2 separate regions of the Mus musculus genome follow, and region 1 is linked to region 2. Evidence: chromatin loops called from intact Hi-C (ENCODE). Cell type or tissue: left cerebral cortex. All regions are shown on one strand. Links, peaks and the distances in the headings refer to the core of each region. The heading gives the core; the rest is flanking DNA. Region 1 holds the start of Ubqln2 (ubiquilin 2). Region 2 holds the start of Nbdy (negative regulator of P-body association).

Evidence for each region. Hi-C counts contacts between places; a loop is a spot of excess contacts. Peaks named below come from ENCODE experiments on the same cell type or tissue, not always from the same donor. Only the 100,000 strongest peaks of a DNase experiment are listed, where the experiment ranks them.
Region 1: a loop joins it to region 2, with 16 times the contacts of the local background. A loop is called at or near these places in 8 of 42 quality-filtered maps.

Annotation. Positions count from the first base shown.
Region 1 is chrX:153,495,361-153,500,742 of GRCm38, reverse strand. It overlaps Ubqln2 (ubiquilin 2), which reads right to left and starts at 2,511. Exons shown (of 1, transcript NM_018798.2): 1 at 1-2,511. The coding sequence starts at 2,289. The coding sequence ends at 373. In left cerebral cortex, for the core only: no CTCF peak of the experiment used is centred there; DNase peaks (open chromatin) are centred at 1,615, 1,835, 2,466, 2,844 and 3 more places; H3K4me3 peaks cover 3,045 bases; H3K27ac peaks cover 2,916 bases.
Region 2 is chrX:153,720,146-153,725,527 of GRCm38, reverse strand. It overlaps Nbdy (negative regulator of P-body association), which reads right to left and starts at 1,974. Exons shown (of 4, transcript NM_027327.1): 1 at 1,591-1,974. In left cerebral cortex, for the core only: no CTCF peak of the experiment used is centred there; DNase peaks (open chromatin) are centred at 1,711, 1,915, 2,189, 2,717 and 1 more place; H3K4me3 peaks cover 2,055 bases; H3K27ac peaks cover 1,384 bases.

The sequences.
Region 1 (5,382 bases), core at 303-5,302, 220 kb after region 2:
TGTTTCCAAAAATCACAATAAATGCAGAATAAAGAGAAGTGTTTGCATGCAACACCTTTGAGTGAAACAGTATTGATTCCCACCATTCAAATCAGAGAAGGAAGGAAATCAAAAGAAGAAAAGAAAGGAATGAAGGAAACAAAGAGGGGAGAGGGCAGGCTGGAAGGGAAGGGAGAGGGTGGGGGGAGGAGGAGCAGGGAGGGAGGGAGGGAGGGAGGGAGGGACTCCACCTTAAAATGCATCCTATTAGATTTATAGGTAGACAGATTTAAAAGAATCAAAATAAAAGTAAAGCACAATTTTGTGTGTTTAAAGATTTAAGAGCCATTATCAAAAATAAGATACATTTTTTTTCAAGGTACAGAAACGTAATTAGGATGGCTGAGAGCCCAGCAGCCTCTCAATGGCCGCGTTGATGTCGCCTCCTGTTGCTATTAGGGCCTGCAAGTTTGCTTCGCGGTTTAAGAACCCCATGGCGTTGAGCTGTTCCAGTTGCTGCTGAAATCTCACTTCAGGATTCGGCGGCTGTGGAGGGCTTCCTCCAGTGAGAGCCTGCACCATTTGTTGAATGAACTGCTGGTTGGGTCCAGATTCCGAGGTTGGACTTATGGTTTCAGTAGGTGCAGAGCTGGACACAGTGGTTGCAGGCGGGATGCCAGTGCCGGTGGAGCCGGGGGAGCTTGCAGGGCCAGTGGGTCCTATAGGCCCGATGGGGCCTATGGGGGTGAAAGGAACTATAGGGCCGATGGGCCCTATGGGAGTGACTGGGCCCACAGGGGTTATGGCGGTTCCCAGCACTCCCATCCCCACACCTGGAGCGAAGCTGGGAATGAGGCCAGGTGCTTCAGTGGCTAGAGTCTGTAGCCCCTGCTGGATCTGCATTAGCGCTTGCATCGCTCTCGGGTTTGACATGGCCGCGATGGTTTCTGGATTCTGCATCTGCTGCAGGAAATTCGGGAGCTGTGGACGCATCTGCTCCTGCAGCTGAGGATTCGAAGTGAACAGCGGGCTACTCAGCATCATCTGGGCCGCCATATCTGGATTCTGGCTCAGCGACTGCATCATGCTCCGCATGTAGGGCGCAGACAGCATATTCTGAATCAGCTGGGGATTCTCAGTTATCTGCTGCAGCAGGCTCTGCATTCCTGGGGTGCTGAAGATGCTAGCCACGTAATTAGCTGCAGCCATGGTGTTCCCGGCGGTGGTGCTGCTGGAGCTGCTGCCAGAGCCACTGCCACTGCTTGTGGTCGTGGTGGTGGTGGTGGTCGCAGCCGTCTGGGTTGTTGGCGGTGGTGCCCAAGGATTGGGCAGCGGATCACGATTCTCCGTGCGGGAGGGCTGAGTACCTTCCCCTGAGGTGGAACTGCTCCCCACCGTGGCAAACGGGTTGCCCCCAAACTGCTCCTGTGCGGCATTCAGCATAGGTTCTTGAATGTCAGTGTACATGCGCCGCAGAGCATTGTAGCCACCTGGGATGCTTTCGAGATTACTGAGAGCCAGGTCTTGATTTCGCATCATCTCTTGCATCATGGCAGGATTCCTGGCGATTTCCAGCGTCTGCCTCATTATATCTGGGTTGTTCAGTAGGTGGCTGATTTCTGGGTTTCTCTGGATCAATTGTTGCATCTGTGGATTGGCCATGATGAGCTGCCTCATCAGATCAGGATTCGAAAGCATGCTCTGAACAAAGGGATTTTCCATGATCTGGATCATCATCTCAGGGCTGGCCAGGAGCTGCTGCTGCATCTGGTTCTGAAGCTCGGTGAAGTTGGGCGAGTTCAAGCCCAGGTTACTAAGGCTGGAAAGGCTTCCCAGCCCAAAGGAGCTGCTATTCGTGGTGGTAGGTGTGGAGCTACTCCTGGGAGCCGATGATGTCGTCGCCGCCGGCGCCGCCGCCGTGGTGGTGGTCGTGGTCGTCGTGCTCGTTCCCGCAGTCGTGCTGGGCTGCGTGGTGGCCTGGCCCTGCGGACGGTTCTGGCTTTTGATAACCAGGTGAACAGTCAGTCCATCATGGATGCCATGCTGCATCAAGGTATCTTGATCTTTCAGGATCTTTCCGGCGAAAATCAGCACGAGCTGATCGGTCTGCGATTTGAAGCGTTTGGAAATCGCTTCCTTGAACTGCTGCACGGTGCTGTTCTCGGGCACCGCGAACTCCTCCTTCTCTTTGGGGGTCTTCACAGTGACTTTGATGATTTTGGGCTCGGCCGGCGGGCTGGCCGCGCCTGGGGCCGCCGCAGGGCCGCGGGAGGGGCGCGGGGGGCCGCTGCTCTCGCCGTTCTCAGCCATGGCGGCCGCGGTGACGCAGGCTCACAGGGAAGGCGCTGGCGAGCGAAGAGGGCGCGAGGGAAGGAGGTGCCGCAGCAGCGGACTGGGGCGGCCCGGCGGGCAGCGCGGATCACAGTACCTCAGAGTTGAAGGCTGCGGCTCCTCCCGGTCGTCGGCTGCGCACTCGGCTCGGCGTAGGCCTCGGCTGAGGGCTGAGAGAGCAGGTCCTGCAGGCCGTCTCCGCTGCCGCCGCCTTGTGATCTGCCCGCGCGCACTCCCAGCGACTCCTGCAGCTGCGGCGCCCGCGCTCCCGCCCCGCCCCGCCCCGCCCCGCCCCCGGCCGCGCCCCGCCCCCTGCTGACGCGGCGCCAGCCCAGCGAGCGTCTCGCGGCCGAGCGCAAAACTCCTGCCCTGCAGAGGAGGGGGGGCGGAGGGAGGGAGAGGGAGAGGGAGGGAGAAATAAACAAAGAGAGGGGGGAAGAGAAGGAAAAGGAAGGAGGCTGGAGAGAAAAGCCAGGGGACCAAGGCGAGGCGGGCGAGGCGAGGGGGGAAGGGAGGAGGCCAGGAGGAGGAAGAGGGAGGCAGCTTCTTTAGCAGCCACTGAAAGACCAATGGAGAATGTGGGTTCGCAATCTGGGAGGCAGTGAAAGGATGAAAGCCTGAATTGAACCGATCCCAGGCAAAGGACGAAAAATGAATAGTAAAGAACTCTGACAAAGCAAAAAGGGAGAATGAGCGCCCGGTTGGGGGAAGGGAAGGCATGGCGGGAGCGAGCATTTTACAAAAGAAGCCGAGAAACGGCCAACAGGCTTCTGAAAAGATGAGGCTCGCTCCTAATCAAAGGGATTCAAATAAACACAATGAGATTTTTCCTTCGGGTTTATCATATTGGCAGCGATAAAAAAAAAAAAAAGAACGTTAAACCTTGTTGACCAGGAGCCGAGAAAATGCACTCTCATGCTAGTCGTAGTATGAATTGTTGTAATGGGGCAGTTTGAAAATACAAATGGACATTTTAAGGATTTGCACCTTTGTTTAGAAAGACCTAATAATCAATTCGAAAAGTATATATAAACAACGTGGCATTTTAAAAAATAGCGTTTAGCTAGTTAAATGGGTCTGTGACAGGAATACTATGATTTTGCCATACAATAAAATAATCCCTGTGTCTAAAAGATGGTGGCTAATTCATGTAGTATTACATGTCTCTAAAAAATACATTAAATGCACTGTAGTTAGGAGAAAATAATAGACGATATTTGGGGTTATTTTTTATGGTTTTCTTAACAAATGGAAACAATACATGTGTGTAGGTGTCAGCATCAAAAAGCTTGTAGACTGTATGTGTGAAAAAAATCTGAAAGGCTATACTCCATTATGATAAAGGTAATTATTAGTAAGAGCTGAAATTGTAAATAATTCTTATTTTCTATTTTTATAAGATTGTGAATTTGATGAATAAATATGCATTGCGTTTATGATTTTTAAAAACTACAAATATTATTTTCAGACAAGAGTAAAGGTAAAAATTGACAGGCACACAATAGTCGTGGCAGAAATTAACATAATCATTATGGATTAAATAAAGAAAACAAAAAATGGAGTATTACTGTTATAGAAAACCTGAATTATAGAAGAAATTATTCTGAAATCATTTATTTCTCTTGCTTTGAACACAGAAAATCCTTTTCCCATACAAAAACCTAGAGATGATTTAACAGCATTTCAAAATCATTACGTCACAGTACCTTAATAAATCTCAGTGTAAAACAAAATACAGGGCCATTATACCCATGACTAGTACAAAAATCATTATATATGCAAGAGCTCATATAGATATAATGTACAATGAAAAGTATACTTGCTTTAAATACATATCAAAACATAATTAACTGACACACATCAAATGTAAATATCTATGGTATTTAAAACATATGTACATATGTATATAAAATATTCTATTAGCTAGAAGGGCTGGGCTGCTGCTCACTGATGGAGCACATGCGTACTGTGTGTGAAGAGACCCTGGGTTCAATTCCTAGTACTGAAAGAAAAATTAACAGAAAATAAATGTACAAGAGGCAGTCATTCTAAACATCTAGTCACAAGGAAGAGGAAATGGTACAGGATTCTACACAATGACTAAATGGAACTGGAGTTAAAGCTGTAAAAATGTGCTTTGTCTCTAAACTCGAAGGAAACATGACAGGCTACCAGCAATGGCTGATTTTAGATAGTGACAACTCACCTCTGTTAAAATATGTTTAACTTTTCTGAAAATAAATAGAAATTTAATACTATATCACAAGGAATTGTTAATGACTCTTAAAGGTAAATACTATTAACAAAAATGAGGAAGAAGAAAACACTTAAAATTTAAAGAAATCCGAACACTTTTGAGATAGTACAAATTGAAATTCTTAGTAGAATGAATTGGTAAGCATAATTATAATGAGAATATAATCTCAATACTTACCACAAGATTACCCTATATGTAGTTTAAGGAACTTGATACTGATAGAAATTTCTAGGCCCCATCCCAAGCCAATTGAAATAAGTGGTGAATAAGAATATTCATTTTTAGCAGGTCTGAGTTCATTAACATTAGATTTATGGGGTACTATGTGAATGAATTCAGAGTCAAATTTATACATTTTAAGATTTTAAATGCCCAATAATAGCAAAATTAGTGTAATACACATTCAAATAACAAGGACAACAAAGAAAACTGGAAGAGGTACCTGACATGCCAGCCATAAAATGAAAACAGCAAAGACCAACAAACAATATTTCTCTCCCTTCATCCTTTTCTCTTCCCCTTTTTTTCCTCTTTCTGCTACATTTTCCTTTTTGTGAGATACTAGAAAGACATTTTACCTTGTTTCAATATGAAAGCAATGGAATAAACCATGTACAAACTAAAAAAGAACTGAGCCAGAACATACACAAGGTCCCAGGTTCTATCCCCAGCACCACAAAAATCAGTAAGTACAGATTTGAAAGACAGTGTAGTTCCAGAGCTTGACAGAGTTGGTAAAGAATTCCTAAGCCAGCTCTTCATAAGCATTACCTGAATTACTTTTAGTAGCTGTGGCAGGAAACAAGAACTTCATA
Region 2 (5,382 bases), core at 163-5,162:
CATCAATTCTGGAACCAATGCTTGCATTTTCTTTCTTAAGCAAATCTCAACAAGGCCATTTAAGTGTCTCACAACTTGTGGCAACTTATAGGCCTATACAAACATCCTTTAGTGGAGTTGTGATTAAACGCAAGCATTCGAAATCCTTTAGAAAAAGATGGCACACACACACCAACCACACAAATTCAACAAGTATCCGCCATTACAATTATGTATGCTTTAAATCACTGGGGAAAATTACGCAGCTCTTAAACACTTCTTGCCCTGAATAGCCCCCTTTGTTTCCTAGGTGAGCATTTCTTTCCCTATTGCCTGTTAAATTACCATTTTCACTCTGAATAGAGGTTTAAAAAAAAAAAAAAAAAAAAGAGGGAAGGACCGGCCTATTGGAATGACAATCAACTGCTTTTAGGTGAAATGAGACTCCATTTTTTTTATGCTTTAGCAACAAACCTGATACCCAGAATGTTCACTCAATAATATTCATTGATTAGCTCAAATATCTATTTTACTCCTGCTAAGTTTTGGTCATCTGTCCCCCACACCTCCCTGTTCAAGGCCTAACCACAGCAAGGGCTCCATAAAGATTGAAGATGAAGAAGAACTGTGAGCCTGAGTCAAACTTGTTCATTTGTTTTCTTTTTAACATAAGCCTCATTCAAATGAGCTATTAGTTCTGTGAAAATAAGAGTTAGAGTCTTAAAACACAAATAGTCCTTATTTGGAAATTTCCAATGCTACTCGTTCATCCAGAATAAACTGCGTACTCCTTAGCAAAACACTCAAGGCCTACAGCCCTGTATCACACTTCTCTCACAGACTTAGAATTACAGCCACGCTGCCCCAGAACAATCTTGCCCTCTGGCTTTCATTGTAGAAACACTAGGCCTAAAAAGCATCCTAACCCATATGGTAGATGTCACTCACCCTTTAAGGCCCACCCACAAATTCCCCCCTCCTCTTTGATGGCTCTTGAAGACTAACAGGCTCCATCAAGAGCCATCTCCATCCTCCATGATTCCTGAATACCTTGAACAAGCACATTTTTATGGTACTTGGGTTTGACCATCATATTATAACTTGTTTTCACTTACTAAATACCATCTTACACAGAAAAAAAAAAAACCCAGTTCTCAAAGCTCACTTTACAATCTCCTCTGGGCACAGGCATTAGGCCTTTAGTACATCCTTACACTTGGTCTTGGGCTAAGCATTTTTAAATGGAAAAAATTTCAATATATACACAAAAACAGAAGAGTATAGTAAATCCCCACCCAGTTTTAATTTATTAGCCAGGGAACATTGTGTTAGTATCTCACTATACCTTGGCCTGTCATGAAAATCAAAACACTGCAGTTTTTAAAATTACAATTAACTCATGTAAAATATCTTAATTACTCACCGCAATCAAATACCTATTTCATCCAAGCATACTTTTTTTTTAAAAAAAGAAAGACTTTTCAATGCCTGTACTTGTTTCTTTTCTCTTTGAATTTGTGGAAAGAACAGGAAAACAGGGAAGAGCTGGGGAAAGGCATAATTAAGTTTCAGAGAGCCTGGATGTCCCAGATGAGAACGAAAGAATCTGACCTGATTTCGGCTGGGAAAAAAATCTATTTCACTACTTCTCCGGAGGAGGAGGGTGCGACTTGAGTCCAGCAGATGCAGGAGGAGGCGCCGAGGGGAGAGTGCTACTACCTCCACTGGGAGTCCCTTCGGGATAATCCCACCGCGGAGCCAGGACACAGCGCTTTTTTGGAGGCTTGGGTTCCCGCGTATTTCCTGGTGGGAGCGTGGATCTCCCGGAGGCACAAGGTTGGTCCCCCATAGGTATGACAGGACCAGAGCGTTAGTTTTCTCTGGTGGGCCCTGGCAAGGCCGAGATCTGAGATGGCGGATCCCCTCCAGGCACGGGGCTGGCTTCCTCCTGGTTTCGCTGTTACCGTATTTCCTGTATCCTGAGACGTATATCCCTTCTCCGCCTCCTCAGCGCTCCGTTCCCCAGCCCACTTTAACCTTTCTACGAGAATGGAATGCAAAGAGAAAAAAAAAAAAAAAGGAGCGCATTTAATAAAGTGCTTTTCCACAGCACATCTCTCTCACAGTTTAATTAGTTGTATGGAGAGTTTTGTACAATTTAATTTAAAAAAATACTAATTTGCTGTAACTTGCCAACGGGGCAGGTGTTAATCAATGAGTGTGTGGCATGGTCGCGGGAGTGCTGTAACCAAAGAAATCAAGCGTTTTACACTGCAGTCCCTTACGCACAGCACATCACAGAGCCATGAAAGGGGTACAACCATCTAGGAAGCTGTGTACAAACACGTTGACTTATTGATTACAGTGTTAAAATTGAAAACCGGTTGTGGAAAATGGACGCACAATAAATTCATCATAAACCAAGACCTCTGTTTACTTTATAATTTTAAAATTTTGTCATCTTTGAAAATTCACTGTATTTTTTTTTCTCATTCCAACAGCCAAGATCTCTTTGAAAACAGACAACGGGTGACACTCCATGTTTAATCGGCAAGATTTTATTTCTTTTTTAGGGTTATGGAAAACAATGACTCATCTTACTATTGTGGTATGTTATATTCTATGTTATATGGTAAGGAACCAGAAACAGTTACCAGAAGGTTCACAAAACAGAGAAAAAGCTTCTGAATTTCTTTGACAGGCATCGCTCCATAACCTTAATGTCTCTGCCACTTGCCTGTGCATAAATGAAACCCCACTTTTCCACTACCACCCTCATTGGTTTATAATGGAGAAATCTCAATCTATAATGTCACACAAACTCCGAACCGCCTCCAAGCTCTGTTGTATTTTATTAATTGAATTATTGGAATTTGGGTTTCCACCTATGATAATTTATGTGCAAAATGATACCACATTAAGGATAATCCGTTCAAACCAGTTACTGCCATAGCTATCTCACACCTTTAAGATGGCTGCCTTCCCCCCAAGCACCCAGCACAGTCTCTTACATAAATAAGGTACCAATAGATATTTGGTAAGATTCAACAGCCCTACGGGTTTTTTTTTTACTAAAAAAAAATTAAAATCTAATAACATCACTTCTATTTTTGCCTTTCCTAACTCCAATATGTAATATGTGCCCCCAGTTAAGTCCTTACAGATCAGGGTATCAACTGCTACTACTAGAACCAGAAAATCCTAAGGGAAAAAAACAGTGAGGAATATTAGAGAGAATGCTTTAGAACCAGAAGAACATTTGTACTTAAACATGATAGCAGTCAACATCCTAGGAGTAATAGTTGAAGTTATGGGTGTGGGTACTATGCCAAGAAAAAAATAGAGACAGAAATAGAACTGAGTACAAATGGAATTCTGGTAGGTCATGGCAGATGGAAGAAAAGCTGTGACAAAGTTAAAGGAAAAGTAAGCAAAAAAATCAGAAGGCTGTAGCCTAGAATTTCTAAAACTTATGCTGATGACCTCTGAAAGTAGATGTTGTGTGTGTGTGTGTGTGTGTGTGTGTGTGTGTGTGTGTGTGAGAGAGAGAGAGAGAGAGAGAGAGAGATGGTGACCTGTCAGTACACTGTAGGGTGTTTAATAATATTCTAAGCTGTGACTCTACCAGTAGTACTTCTTGCACCTCAGTTATAATAACCAAAAATACCACAAAATATTGCCAAATGCCTTTCTGGGTAGCTGATCATCCTTAGTGAAAATAATTAATCTATGCCTTATCTTCTACGGTTGCATCTCATCGAATGTTAGTCCTTCACTCCAATGAACACTGCAGCTGTTATATTGTTCAAATTAAAGACCATATCAGTTCTCAAAATAATTAGCCTTGTGATCTTTTCATGCACGTTCCAACTAAAAATATGCAAGACCACATATATCAATCAGAGCAAAGATTGAGGTCCAATTGTTTCATTGCTATAGTTTTAGCAAGTTTAGAGAGATGAATGATAAAATGACAAGAATTAAAATTTCTAGCAATATCAGGAAGGTTTGATGTATGATAAGTTTGTCTTGATGTGACACAGTTTCAACTTAGACTGCTATAGTCACTCTGTACTATTTATAACATGACTAGATTTGTTTTGAGTTTTGCCTTTTTTTTCAGACAGTGGTGGTTTGTATATGCTTGGCCCAAGGAGTGGCACTATTAGAAGGTGTGGCCCTGTTGAAGTAGGTGTGTCACTGTGGGTGTGAGCTTTAATACCCTCATCCTAGCTGCCTGAAAATCAGTCTTCCACTAGCAGCCTTCAGATGAAGATGTAGAACTCTCAGCTCCTCCTGCACCATGCCTGTCTGGATGCTGCTCTGATCCAACCTTGATGATAATGGACTGAACCTCTGAACCTGTAAGCCAGCCCCAATTAAATGTTGCCCTTATAAGAGTTCACGGTGTCTGTTCATAGCAGTTAAACCCTCTCTAAGACAGATAGGGTCTCAGTAAGTCTTGGAAGATTACCTTGAACTCTTAGCCTTCTCCCTCCACCTTCTCAAGTGCTGATATTACAGATAGTTGTCACTAATCCTGGTTTATGCATTGCTTGAGATGGAACCCTGGACCAACTGAACTACACTCCCAGGCCATTTGTTTGTTTCTGATTTCGGTAAAATACACATTCCATATTTCTCATTATCTTAGTCTTTTCTAAATATACAGGCCAGTAGTGTTAAGTTTATTTACCTGATTCTACAGCCAATCTCTCAACATTTAATTCTCATTAAACACATATCCCATCTTCACTTTTCCCTAGCAACCACCATCACATTTAGAACCATTTTCTATTTTTTTGTTTTTGTTAGGGATCAGGCTCCTTTTTCCTCAGATGTTTCAAAATAACCCCACCCCCAATTATTCAAGTTAATCTTTTTTCCAGCTCATAAAACTAGCACAGTATGAACCACAGAACCAGTAGTGGGTGCCTGCTGGGTTGATGGCCTATTATGCCAGTTTAAAAAAAAAAAAAGGACCTAAATAGCTTTCATACTTAGCAGTTCTCAGAGAGAGTGAGCTAACCTTTGGGTGATATTTGCTTATTTACATAAGGGATTTCTGTCTTTATTAATTGTATTTAAGGACAAAACAAGTAGAATTTATGTAACATTTTCATACAATATAAACTAAAAACGGCCACGCAGTGGTGGCACATGTCTTTAATCCCAGGATTTAGGAGACAGAGGCAGGTGGATCTCTGTGAGTTTGAGGCCAGCCTGGTCTACAGAGTGACTTCCAGGACAGCCATGGCTATACAGAGAAGCCCTGTCTCGAGGAAAAAAAAATCGATTTAGAGAGACACTACACAATTTTTTTCCTTTGCTTTATTTTGTTGAACAAGTATGACTAAAAATGTTTATAAAACTAAAAGATACAAAGGAAGAAGACAGAAAGTC